2 separate regions of the Homo sapiens genome follow, and region 2 is linked to region 1. A link is a contact called in ENCODE Hi-C or POLR2A ChIA-PET data. All regions are on one chromosome and are shown on one strand. Each heading gives the region's core, a stretch centred on a gene start or an enhancer-like site at or near the end of the contact. The rest is flanking DNA. Distances are from core to core; before and after follow the strand shown. Region 1 overlaps SLC24A3 (solute carrier family 24 member 3). Region 2 holds the start of RIN2 (Ras and Rab interactor 2).

Region 1 (6,140 bases), core at 3,072-5,571:
TTACTGTTCTCCAACTTCAAATAAAACCATATAGGATGTTTTCGTGCCTTCCTTCTTCTTTTCAACATAATGTGATTGAGATTCATTCATGTTGCGTGATCCATTCCTTTTAATTGCTGTGTAGTATTCCCTCCTATGAATGTGCTACGATTTGTTATCCATATGGCGGTGGGTGAGCATTTGTTTGTTGCCAGTTTGAGGGTATTACAAGCCAGGTGACTATGAACATTGTTGTACAAGTCTTTTTGTGGTCATGTTTCATCTCTCTTGGACGAAGACCCAGGAAAATTGCTGAGTCATAAGGTGGGTATTTATTTAACTTTATAAGAAACTGCCAGTTTTCCAAAATGATTGAACCATTTTATATTCCCACCAGAGTTAAGGAGGAATTTTTATATTATAACATTTGAACAGTAATTAAATGTTTAATAAAATGTATTTTATAATTTTAGACCAGTATCCAGTATTTGTTTCATATATCCTACCAATCTCCAAATAGTTTCTTAAAACTGCATAGATAGAAAAAGTATCTAACATTATTTCTGGCACCCTCTGGCCTCTCTTAAAGGGCCGAGGCACAGTGTCTATGGGAGGCAGAGGGGTTTCTCATTAGATGGTGCTGGGCTCCGGTCCCTGCTCTGTGGCTTATGAGTTGAAAGACTCAGTTAATTAAACTCTCTACACCTCAGTTTCTTCATCTGTGAAAATGTGTATACAGCAGCACCGAGCTCACAGAGTTGCTGGGAGAATTAAATGAGATGATATTAGGATGAGGGCTGGGACAACATGAGCTCACAAGTCGTTCCTGTCAAAATCCTGGGAGTCATTCTTGATCTTTCCCTTTCTTTTATCCCCCACAGCCAACCCTGGCAACCTGACAGGACATTCCCACCATCTCATCATCCCCACAGCCTCCGCTGGGGCCAGGTTCACCAAGGCCTGGCTGACAACCTGGCTTCCTACGGGGACTACTGCTCCAATGCCTATCCTACCTCCATCTGTTTGCTACCAGTAGCCAGAGGAAAGAGTCTCAAAAACCAAATTGTTCTAGAACCTTCCACTGGCCTCCACTGCCCTTAGAGTAAAATCAGGTCTCCCCACCATGGTCTGTAAGGCACTGCCTGATTTTGCCGCACCTGCCACTCTCCCTGCTCACATACTCCCTGGTCTTGGCTAACTTTCTGTCCTCAGACACTCCAAGCCTTTTCCTGCCTCAAGGACTTTGCCCTCGCAGGTCTTCTGCCTGGATCTTCTCATGGCAGAATCTGCCCTGTCACGCAGGCCACTTCACTGCTCGAATGTCACTGAGCCCTCAGATAAATCTAAATATAACTCTCATCATCTCACTCCAGCTTTTCTATTTGTTTCATAGCAAATATTTTTATTTGTTTCATGCGAATATTTCCTGTCTTAAACCATCAGGGTTGTTTCTTAATTTATTTTCAGTCTCCCTCAAATTAGAATAAAGTCTATGAGAACAGGGGTCTTCTCACTTGTTTAGCACCTGATTGAAAGGCAGGGATAGTGCAGGGCTTATATTGCATTTTCAGTAAATATCAGTAACAGTAGTAGTAATAATGTTATTATGAACAATCTAATCAGACAGACCAAAGAAAATTACTTGGTTTTGAGAATCTAAGGCTATCCAATTTACAAGTACAGAGTAAAGCAAACAAACAAAAAAAATAGTAAGAAAAGAGAAGTGTTTTCCTATTAGCTGCTATGAGTCTTGTTAGATTTAAGCTTTGGAGATGGTCAAGTGAATGATGAGAACATAGAGACTGTGCTTGCTTTGTAAATCAAGAAGCCTGGCTGAGAGTTGTTTGGAGAGGGGCTTCCAGATGCTGCAGAATCCAGGATATGGCCAGCTCTTTGGATCCCAAATGCATCCTGGAATTTGGCACATTCCTAAATCCCGCAATGTGCTGATAAGGCATTTACCCATGTGGAACCTCCTAGAATCCCCTCAACGGCCTTCCATATGGCTGATGCCCTCAAACGGACAGAGTAACTCGGTTTAGTTTAAAATACACACCCAATCAAAGATTACGAAGAAACACAGGAAGAGGAAGAGAAATGATCCCAACTTGGCTCTTTCACATTCTTCAGAAAATAAAAAAAAAGAGGGAAGAAAAAAATGAAGTCAGAATTTACGAGTGCAAGAGCTTGGAAAATGATATTGATTAGACAAAGTTGTAAGAAGTGTAAGTTAGTGCCAGTGAATTTTGAGTTTTTATCAACTGCTTTAAAAATTTCTGACTGGACACTGGGAGGGCATTATATCTGGAAAACATCATTTTCAATGACATATATGCTTTCTTTAAGTTATTGCCCCTTTGTAACAACAGAACCTTAAAAGCAGAAATTCAATGAGCATTATCTGAATCATATATTTAAATGTAATGCAGCAAATATAACAAATATAAAGGTGTTTTTTAAAAATGATTTTGAGGAACAAAGGCAGTCAAATAAAGATCACCCACATTTTAGCTGGTCTTAATTTTCCTTTTTTTTTTTTTTTTTTTTTGAGACAGAGTCTCACTCTTTTGTCCAGGCTGGAGTGCAGTGGTGCAATCTCAGCTCACTGCAACCTTTGCCTCCCAGGTTCAAGTGATTCTCCTGCCTCAGCCTCCTGAGTAGCTAGGATTACAGGCGTGTGCCACCATGCCTGGCTAACTTTTGTATTTTTAGTAGAGATGGGGTTTTGCCATGTTGGCCAGGCTGGTCTCCAACTCCTGAACTCAGGTGATCCGCATCCTCCCTTTGCATCCCAAAGTTCTGGGATTACAGGCATGAGCCACCACGCCCAGCCCTTAATTTCCATTTCTGAATAAAGGGTTTAAAAAGGTTTCCTTTCCTCTTTGAGTCAACAACATTTCTGGACATTTTTCCATCTTCTGCTCTATTACCATTGGGTCAAAATAGAGCAACAAGGGGGATAGGTTTATTCTTCATTCATTCATTTAATAAATATCTGTGAATGTCCTCTATGCCATTTTGTGCCAGGCACTGCTGCAGGTCCTGGGGGTACAGCAATGAATTAAGAGAAAAAACTTCCCTGACCATGGACCTGATGTGTTGGTGATTACCTGATTTCACAAAAGTCAGCCAGCAACTGAGAGCTGAAGCCAGGGGCCGGAGCTGGCCCGTAAGCATGATAGTATCCCTTTGAGTTGGACTTGGCTTTAACAAGCAAAAGGATTTGTTTCTAAATTATGTTCCTCAGTCAGCTTTGAAGAAAGCTGAATTCTATCAAAGAGAGAAAAAGTTATTGCACAGTATTTTAGACCTAGACCTAAACATATACATTTGTTCCGATAATATCGGCAATAAAAATGTACACTGTTTTAAAGTAAAAAATACAGAAAAAACATAATTTTGCTTTGGAAAAACCTACTTATATTTTGGTGTATTTCCTTCTAGTTTTTCTTTCCCATGGAAATGTGTTTACCTACATACACATGAAAAGGTTTCTTTTGCTGTCTGTCAACAATAAGGCTTTCTTCACCCAAGAGATAACAATAGCTGCACGTTTATATGTATGTATGTGCATATACCAAGTGTAGATGTATATGTGTATATTGTGTGTATATAACCTATAATATAGTATATACATATATAAACATAAATATGTTAATATCTGCACATATATTATACATGCATACAATATATTAAGTGTACACAGTATACATGTGCATGTTAACACTATGTTATATCAATCTTAAATTGCACACTGTACATATATGTACATATATGAACTCACAACAGTATTCACATACTCCTAAATAATTACTTTCTTGGTAATCATCATACCCATTATAGTCAAGTCCTGAGAGAAGAAAGCACTGTGGCTGGGTGCCAGAAACAGGGTACTCATGCCTTGCAGAATGACTATGAGAGAGAAAAATGTCCTCATCATGTGGACGGATCTTTTTCAGTCCACAGGAACTTGACTTGATAGGAACCCATCTGGGGCTCCCAGAACTGACTCCCTGGCTTCTCAATGCCCTCTGCTGGCCGGAAGCACCCGACAGGCTTCTCACCCATAAGCAGAGGCCTGCCTGCCCCAGGAAGCGGGCCTGGCTGGACATTCAGTCCCCTTGCCTTAAAATGGAGTTCCTAATTCTGGGCCTGGGATTCCTTAGCAGCTGGTGGAGGGGAAGAGACAGTTGTAACTGGGGGAGCCCACTCTTTTCAAAGGCAGACCCGGGCTCTGAATCAGGCTTTCCCGCATCTTAGAAGAACTGGGAAGATTGCTGAGTGCCTCTAGGTCTCTAGCCTCTCCGTGCTCCAAGTGTGGCACACAGACCAGCAGCGTCAGTGTCACAGGATGGGGGGCAGCCGGTTCTTGATTAGCAATGCAGACTCGGGCCTCACCCTAGACCTCCTGAATCAGAACGTGCATTTCATTAAGGAAGCCCTGGTGAGAAGGGCTGCTAGAGAAGAACTTGGAATTCTGCTTTCTATCTTGGCAGCTGGGAGCCCTTGAATGACATGGAGACCCCACGGGATGGTACGACCACACAGAGTATCGTCTCTTCTCTCCTGTCTGTGCTTCAGGAAGGACACAGGAGGGGATGTGGGGTTCCTGAGCCTCAGGTGAAGCATCTGTTGGGGGTGAGATGCCTGCAGCCATGTCTCCTCATACACAGGAGCCCAGAAGGTGTGGCTGGAAGGTCTGAGGCCTCCATCATCTGCAACCTAATCACAGTGAGACAGAGGGTGGCGAGCACGAGTTTCAAAGACCTTGAAACCCCACAGTTAGCTCTCATCCAGGAGAGAAATACGGAACCAGGGATCTGAAAGGGGTGCTTGGTCCCAATCAGTAACGAGGCCCAGGCACTGGGCCAGACTTGGTCTCATCTCACACACACATCTTTCATTGTCCCCTGGAGGGGTGCACTTGGGGATTCTGGGCTCCCAAGATGCTAACATAGAACTTGGTCACTTACAGAACTTCCACTGGCTCGACTGTTTAATTAGTGAAAGATTTTAGCGAAATAAGCATTACTGGAGCTTGGTTATGGCCAGCTAATGGCGGACTCTGAAAACAGGGGTTGAGTAAGTGGAATTCTAGACACAGGTCCCTAAGATTCTCAGGGTCTGTGAGTGGGATGAGCTATCAGCCTCGTGATTCTGCTGTGTTGTATGGCACAGTTGACCTTTAGGTAGAGAGATTGTGCAGGTGCCTGATCTAGCTGCAAAGAGTCCTCAAAAGCAAAAGGGGAGCCAGAGAGATTAGGAATGATGGCGGGAAGAGCTCCACACATCCAGGTGAAGGTGGAGGGGCTCTGTGGCTTTTAGGAACAGTGGGACATCCCCAGCTGACAGCCATCAAGGACCTGCACAGCCGCAATGAACCGGTGCCTGGTAATGATTTCTCCCAGAGCCTCTGCAAAGGAATGTAGCCCTGGCTACACCTTCATTACGGCCTGTGAGACAGAATCCAGCAGGACTTCTGACCTACAGAACTGTAAGCTAATCAGAGGGTCTTGTTTTGAGCTGCAAAATATGTGGCATTTTGTTATGCAGCAACAGAAAATGAATGGAAGGGTTTACAAGGGAGGAAAGGAGTGTTTTGCCATTTAATCCTTAAGATGTTTTTGTCTTGGTTGATAGGAAAGGTTGCCAAGAAATATATCTGATGGTGGCAAAATGGATAAAGAACGAGTGTACATTTTTTCTATGAAGATAATGTACTAACAAGTAATGATTTAGCTTTGGGTGGGAGGTAAGGGACCTGGGGGAATAGGAATCTGGATGAATATTTTCTGATAAGTTCTTGAAGAGGCTGAGATCTTGGGTGCCCTGAGTGGGCACAGGGGCATCTCTGGTTCAAGTTTTACTTGCTGTCCTCTGGACAGAAAGGAGCTCCCCTGGAGCACAGCAAGACCCTGCGCATCCAAAATTAACACAGGACTCTGACACTCGGCACCATGTCCTATCATTAAATGGGCTTTCAAGTCAATCAAACGTTTCTTCAGATAATCCTGCACATTCAAACATCCCGAAGAGGTTGCTGCACATGTATACTGAGCCTCACACACTTGACAGTCCATGTGAATCAAACTAGTGTACTCTTCCCTGAAACAGCCAGAAGCTTCTGGAAGGTCCAGCAAATAGGCTGAATTCTTTGGGCT
Region 2 (5,466 bases), core at 2,967-5,466, 70 kb before region 1:
AAATCTTGAGATATATTTGCTCAGCATTGGAGACCTAGAAATGTCTGCAGATGAATGTTAAATTTGCACAGCTGTGCCTCTTTGATCACTTTCCGAAGGCTCCTCCACTAGCCCACAATTCTCCTTTGAGTCCCTGAAATTCTAACTCCAACTTCCTCACTTTGTCTCCTTAATTGCAATAAAGCCTCAATAGCTGAGGTTACTGGTCTGTGGAAGGTGCTCTAACAGTAGATTGAAGGCAAACTCTGATTTAAAAATACCTGATTTCAAACAATGGTTGCTTGTGAACGGGGGCTGCAGCTCCTATGAGGAGGGATTGCTGTTAGCAGGCTTCTGTTCCAGGTCTGAGACACCCAGAGAGTGACATTTACTTACTTTTCATAAGCAAATGTCCACACACACTTAGACACCCTAGAGAATTCACTTGGCCAGCACCCAAGGAGAGAGGAATGAGAGAACAGAAAATTCACTGAGCAGGTGTACTTTCTCACTCAATGGATGTAACTAGCCAAGATGAAATAGTGATCTCAGGACAAGAACCCTGAAGTTGCCACCCCATCTACAGAGCTGCGTTTGAGGGGATTCTCAGAGTTGGAAAGGCTGGTTGAAATCTGAAGGCTTCTGGGCAGCAAAAAGGCAGTGCTCTCCAGAGGCTGGGGTTCCCTCAGATCATATCTGATCAAACCCAAAGAACCTATTCATATTAATCGGATGCATGGAAGCTACTTGAGTTAATTGGATACACAGATCAACAATCCACTCTAAATTGACAAGGGTGGATTATTATGCTTTTCTAGTGTCCAGAATATACATTTTTACTATCCAAAATACCACATATTAGATGGAATCAACATTCCTTGGAAGTTGGCCTAGACATTATAAGATTTTGGGAGAACTAAACAATTCCCTAGGTGAATTCCTTGGAACACTGGATCCAGAAGATACTTCATGAGAAAGAGTGTTCTGTGGCCAAATAAAGTTGGCAAGCATCCCATACTATGGTGTCATTCTAAAGAGTCCCAATGTATGGTATAACAATAAAGACTCCTTAAAGTCCTGCCATAAAAAAACAGACAACATTAGCATTTCCCTAACATATTTTATCACTGTAACTCATTAGTGATTGTTTAGCAAAACTGCATCCTAAAACACAACTCGGTGAATCCTGCTCTGTACATACACTGCATGGAGTGTGCCTCTGGGCAGGTTCGCCTTTAGCAAGTCCACTGTGCTGCGGCAGAATGACAGACTAATTTTAGGCTTTCATTTCCTCACCTACAAAATGCAATGAATACTACTGTTGTGAGAAACGACTGAGATACTATTTGTAAATCCATTTTATAATGTGCTACAAAAATGTTACCTGCTTTCTTCAGAGGCATTACAGTCCTGAGGGTATACTTCTTGCTGTGCAACTTCTCAAAATGCCTTGACAAAGGGACACTTTTGTTCATTCATTCATTCAACACCCCCTCCTTGAGTGGTAGGTCTTAAGGGCTATGGCCTGGTTTTGGACCCTGGGAAGCTTACAGACAGTGGGCAAGTGAGGTCCACTGTATTGCTTTAAGAGATACATACACATACACACACACAAGGAATTCTGGTGGCAGTGAGGGGGTGTCTTACTGGGGAAAGGAGGACAGGGTCGGGGAAATCTTTCTTGCTGAAACTATTAGGATTCTTGAAGGTTCATTAGGTAGGTTGGATATACAAGGGGAATTGGGCACAAGGTCAAAGCACTATAATACAGAGAGTATGTGAAGAATGGGCCTCCCATTAATGGGTCACACGAGCATGGACCTCTCAGGGTAGCATACCCTGTGTTTCATCTGTGATACCTGATTCATCTGTGTCCTCCAAGCAGAGGAAGAGGGTTTAGCTAAGCAAGGAGGTTCTTTCTGGAAAGTGGAAGTCCTGAAGTGGGTAGTGACCCTTGACTTTGGATAAGGTGTATGGCAGGACACCTTGGGTGGGGATAAGAGTGCTGCTGCGAAGTTATCTTTAAATAAGCACACGCCATAGCCATCCTGGGAGTCAAGCTCCCTCCCACCTGCCCTACACTAGAGGTCAAGTGTGGGCTATTTCAGTTTCCTCCTCTGCTCTGATGAACTGTCTGCAGGAGAATGTTTCCAGACAAAGGTCTTGATAGCAGGTTGGTTTTCCCCGTGTCTCCAGCCTCCAACTACTGAGAGCAAGTCTCCAAACCCAAAAGCTCCTGTCAACAGCCTTCTTCCCAAGTTCCAAAAGCAAGGGCCCTTCACTGTCCCGGGACCCTACCCATCCCTAGCCTGTGATGCTCTCTCTGGAGGTGCCAAAGCACGGGAGTGCATGAGTATTCCAGAGGCAATATTGGAACCTGAGGCAAAAAGGAAAATTAGCACCTCTATATCCACTTATGACAATATCCTCCTACATTTGAATTAGGTAAAAAGTTAATAAAAGCTCTGCATTCAGTGAACGTGACTACATCTGAAGCCAGAGTTGCTCAATCTGTTGCATGCCACTGTCAACTCTCAAACCACCAGGCAAGGGAACAAACAAATGGGGAGGTGGGGGAGGGAGACTGGATATGACTGTTCCCATTGAACAATGAAGCAGGGTTCTTTTTTTTTAGACAGAGTTTCACTCTGTCACCCAGGCTGAGTGGAGTGGCACAATGTCGGCTTACTGCAACCTCTGCCCCCAGGTTCAAGTGATTCTCCCACCTCAGCCTCCCGAGTAGCTGGGACCACAGGCACATGCCTTCAGGCCCAGCTAATTTTTGTATTTTTAGTAGAGATGGGGTTTCACCCTGTTGGCCAGGCTGGTCTTGAACTCCTGACCTCAAGTGATCTGCCTGCCTTGGCCTCCCTAAGTGCTGGGATTACAGGCATAAGCCACTGCACCCGGCCTATGAAGCAGGGTTCTAACAACACCCACCTGTATTTAAAATGTTGATTTTTGCTTATCATGAATTTTTTACATTCAATTTGGTTTTGTTAAAAAGATTGTATTAAAATACTATTTATCTTAATGATGGAGTGCTGCCCTGTGTGTTTCTTTTTTCCCAGTAAGCCCTTTGCACTCCCAGCAAGTGTTTCTTTTTGCTTCAGTATTTACAGTCCTTTTGGTCGAAGAGTACTCTGATGTTTCCTTACCGATGACAGCGTGTTCCTAAGAAACCCCAATGTGCCCAAAACCGCGCAAGGAAGTGCCGCTACACTGCGGAATTAGGAAAGCCCCAGGGATTTAAGAGCTCTGAGAAGACAGGCGCCTCTCAGGGCCCAGGGGACCGATCTTGCCCTGTATTTCTTGGCAACATATCATAGGCTTTCAAGCTGAACTTCTGCAAATCCTGCTGTCCCCGCGCGGTCGAGGGGCGCGCCACCGCCGGTGGGTGGACGCCGAGCTGGTGGGAGCCCAGGCCAAGGGTGGAGGCCAAGCCCAGAAGGGGGCGGGGAGGCCTCAAAGTGGGAAAGTGGCCCCGTCCCTTCCCGGCAGGAATCCGGGGCTCCTCCTCCGCCCGCTGCGCAGCCATCAATCACCGCGACAGCCCAAGTGCCCCCTGCCCGGACACAACAACCCTCCTGCTTTTCCACCCGGGGGAGGAAATCTCCGGTCGGAGCATCTGCCCTGCACACTGGCTGGACTCACCAGTGGGGTCCGCGCTGGGGATCAAAGCTGTGCGACACCGGGTCTGACCCGCGCGCTCAGGCGCAGGGAGCACTTGACACCCCACAGGCAGCCCTGCAGGTAGAACTCCTCAAAGGTCCCTACCAAACTCCGTCCGGTGCACACGCACGCACACCCGCACCTCCGCACCTCGAGCCATAGTGCCTGCACCCTCCAGCTGTCCCTCACCCCAGCCCCGCACAGGTCAGCTGAGGACACCCGGTGACCCTGCCGGGACCAGCGGCCACCTCGCGCTCCGGAATGTCACTCTGCCCCTTGTCCCCACTCCCTGATCCCCCTTCCCCCTTCCGTTCCCCACGATCCCCGAGGACGCGCTCTGGCTGTCTTCCTCAAGTCCCCTCCGGAGTAGGGAGAGAGTGCGCACAGCAGCACCCACGTCTGGAACCCCAGAGAGCCCCGCCCGTGCCCGGAGCCTCTCCGGGCTCTCTAGGTGCGGGCACAGGGGGTGGGGTCTCCGCTGCCACCGCCCCTTACCTCTCGCGGGCCCTCCCCGCAGGTCCCGGAGGCGGGGGCGACCGGTGGCCCCAAAGACGAGCGCGGGGCTGGGTTTCCCCGCCCGGGAGGAGCAAGAGGAGGAGGAGGAAGAGGAGGAAGGGGGAGAAAGGAGGGGAGGGGAGGGGAGAGGAGAGGAAAGAGGAGGAGGGGAGGGAAGGGCTTTGTGTTTGCCTCGGGCCGTCCCTCGGCAGTAGGGAGCCATCCCCCTCCCCCAGCCACCTTCCTGAGCTCGCAGAGGAGATGGGGCGGGGGTGATCGGATCGGAGGCAGCGACCAAGGCGCCTGCGCGACCCCAGGTCCGGCCCATCCCTCCATTCCCTGTAACCGCCAGCCTCCGCCCCTCTTGACAACCACCCGCTACGCTTACCCTGTTACAAGGAACCCAGGCTGCAACCAGGAAAAACTGCCATCAGAAAGTTTATCTAAGCCGGAGCAAACTTGGCTGGACCGGCCCCTGACCCGCCTTGGCGCTGCCGCCCCTGTCTTCTGCGGTCCCCGGCCAGGCGAGGACCAGAGTTTTGTTCTCGGAGATTCTTGCCTTTCTTGTTTTAGCACAAACGCGCACGCACCCCTTTCCCATAACGAGCCCCTCCGCCCAACTACAGATCCCGGGATCTGTTGCAGGGGCTGGAAAGGCCCCACTCGAGAGGCCTGAGCTGGCTGCGGCTCTTGGTTCCGGGGCAGGTTCTCCAGGGTTGGATACGCTCTGGACGCCTGGGCGGGTTGTTTTGCTTCGGCCTCGCTGGCCAGGGGCCCGCCCACCCCGCCTGGAACGCGGTTTGGATCGGCGCTGGGAGCCCTCCGTAACCCCAGCTGAAGGCCGCGCAGGCAGGCGGGGACGCCGGAGCTGCGGGGCCGGTTCCCAGCCAGCATCCAGCCTTTTCGGAATCAGGCGGGTCCCTGGTGATTCGCTGGGTTTTCCCACTTCCCACGGGGACCTCACCTTTGGGAATTAATTGCTGACAGTGTTAGAGTTACAAAGTAGCCAGTGTCACGGAGGGAACCTCAAAGAGACAAAGGGACACCTCGAAGGTGTCAGAGAGACGGTTGTTTTGGACAGAAACAGAACAGCGAAGCGGAAAGAAAACAGACCTTATTTCTGTTCTGTTCCACTTCAGATAGTAGCAGAGGAGACTTGGATTTCATTGGTGTTGGTTTTCGTGATTCCTGCCTTCTAAAATCCCAAGACTTATTTATCATTTATCATCAGCTCAGATCCCAGGAAAACAGTCCACTGCACTTCGGTTTCTGCTCCAAGTCACCCATTAAATAAATAATTGAACACCTGCTGGTGCCAGG

Evidence for each region. Hi-C counts contacts between places; a loop is a spot of excess contacts on that map. ChIA-PET counts read pairs that join two places held with the same protein, here RNA polymerase II (POLR2A). Pooled maps may share reads with other maps.
Region 2: a loop to region 1 is called in a map of heart right ventricle, with 5 times the contacts of the local background. The contact joins the promoter of RIN2 here to the enhancer-like site in region 1. A Hi-C loop is called at or near these places in 51 of 168 maps with a recorded cell type or tissue (CD14-positive monocyte, Caco-2, Calu3 and 30 more) and 31 of 50 pooled maps. POLR2A ChIA-PET finds 5 or more read pairs at or near these places in 6 of 52 experiments (AG04449, Caco-2, MCF 10A and 3 more).

What each region holds. Positions count from the first base shown.
Region 1 is chr20:19,686,418-19,692,557 of GRCh38, reverse strand. All of the region lies in intron 12 of SLC24A3 (solute carrier family 24 member 3), which reads right to left. Among named protein-coding and RNA genes, the nearest start is that of RIN2, 69 kb to the left of the region's middle. Within about 2 kb of position 4,321, at least 6 of the 41 ENCODE cell types and tissues checked have a DNase peak (open chromatin) inside an H3K27ac peak, as active enhancers do; they include ascending aorta, gastrocnemius medialis, heart right ventricle and 2 more, where a contact is called at or near this core.
Region 2 is chr20:19,757,008-19,762,473 of GRCh38, reverse strand. It overlaps RIN2 (Ras and Rab interactor 2), which reads right to left and starts at 4,216. Exons shown (of 13, transcript NM_018993.4): 1 at 4,147-4,216. RefSeq lists an enhancer at 3,253-3,827.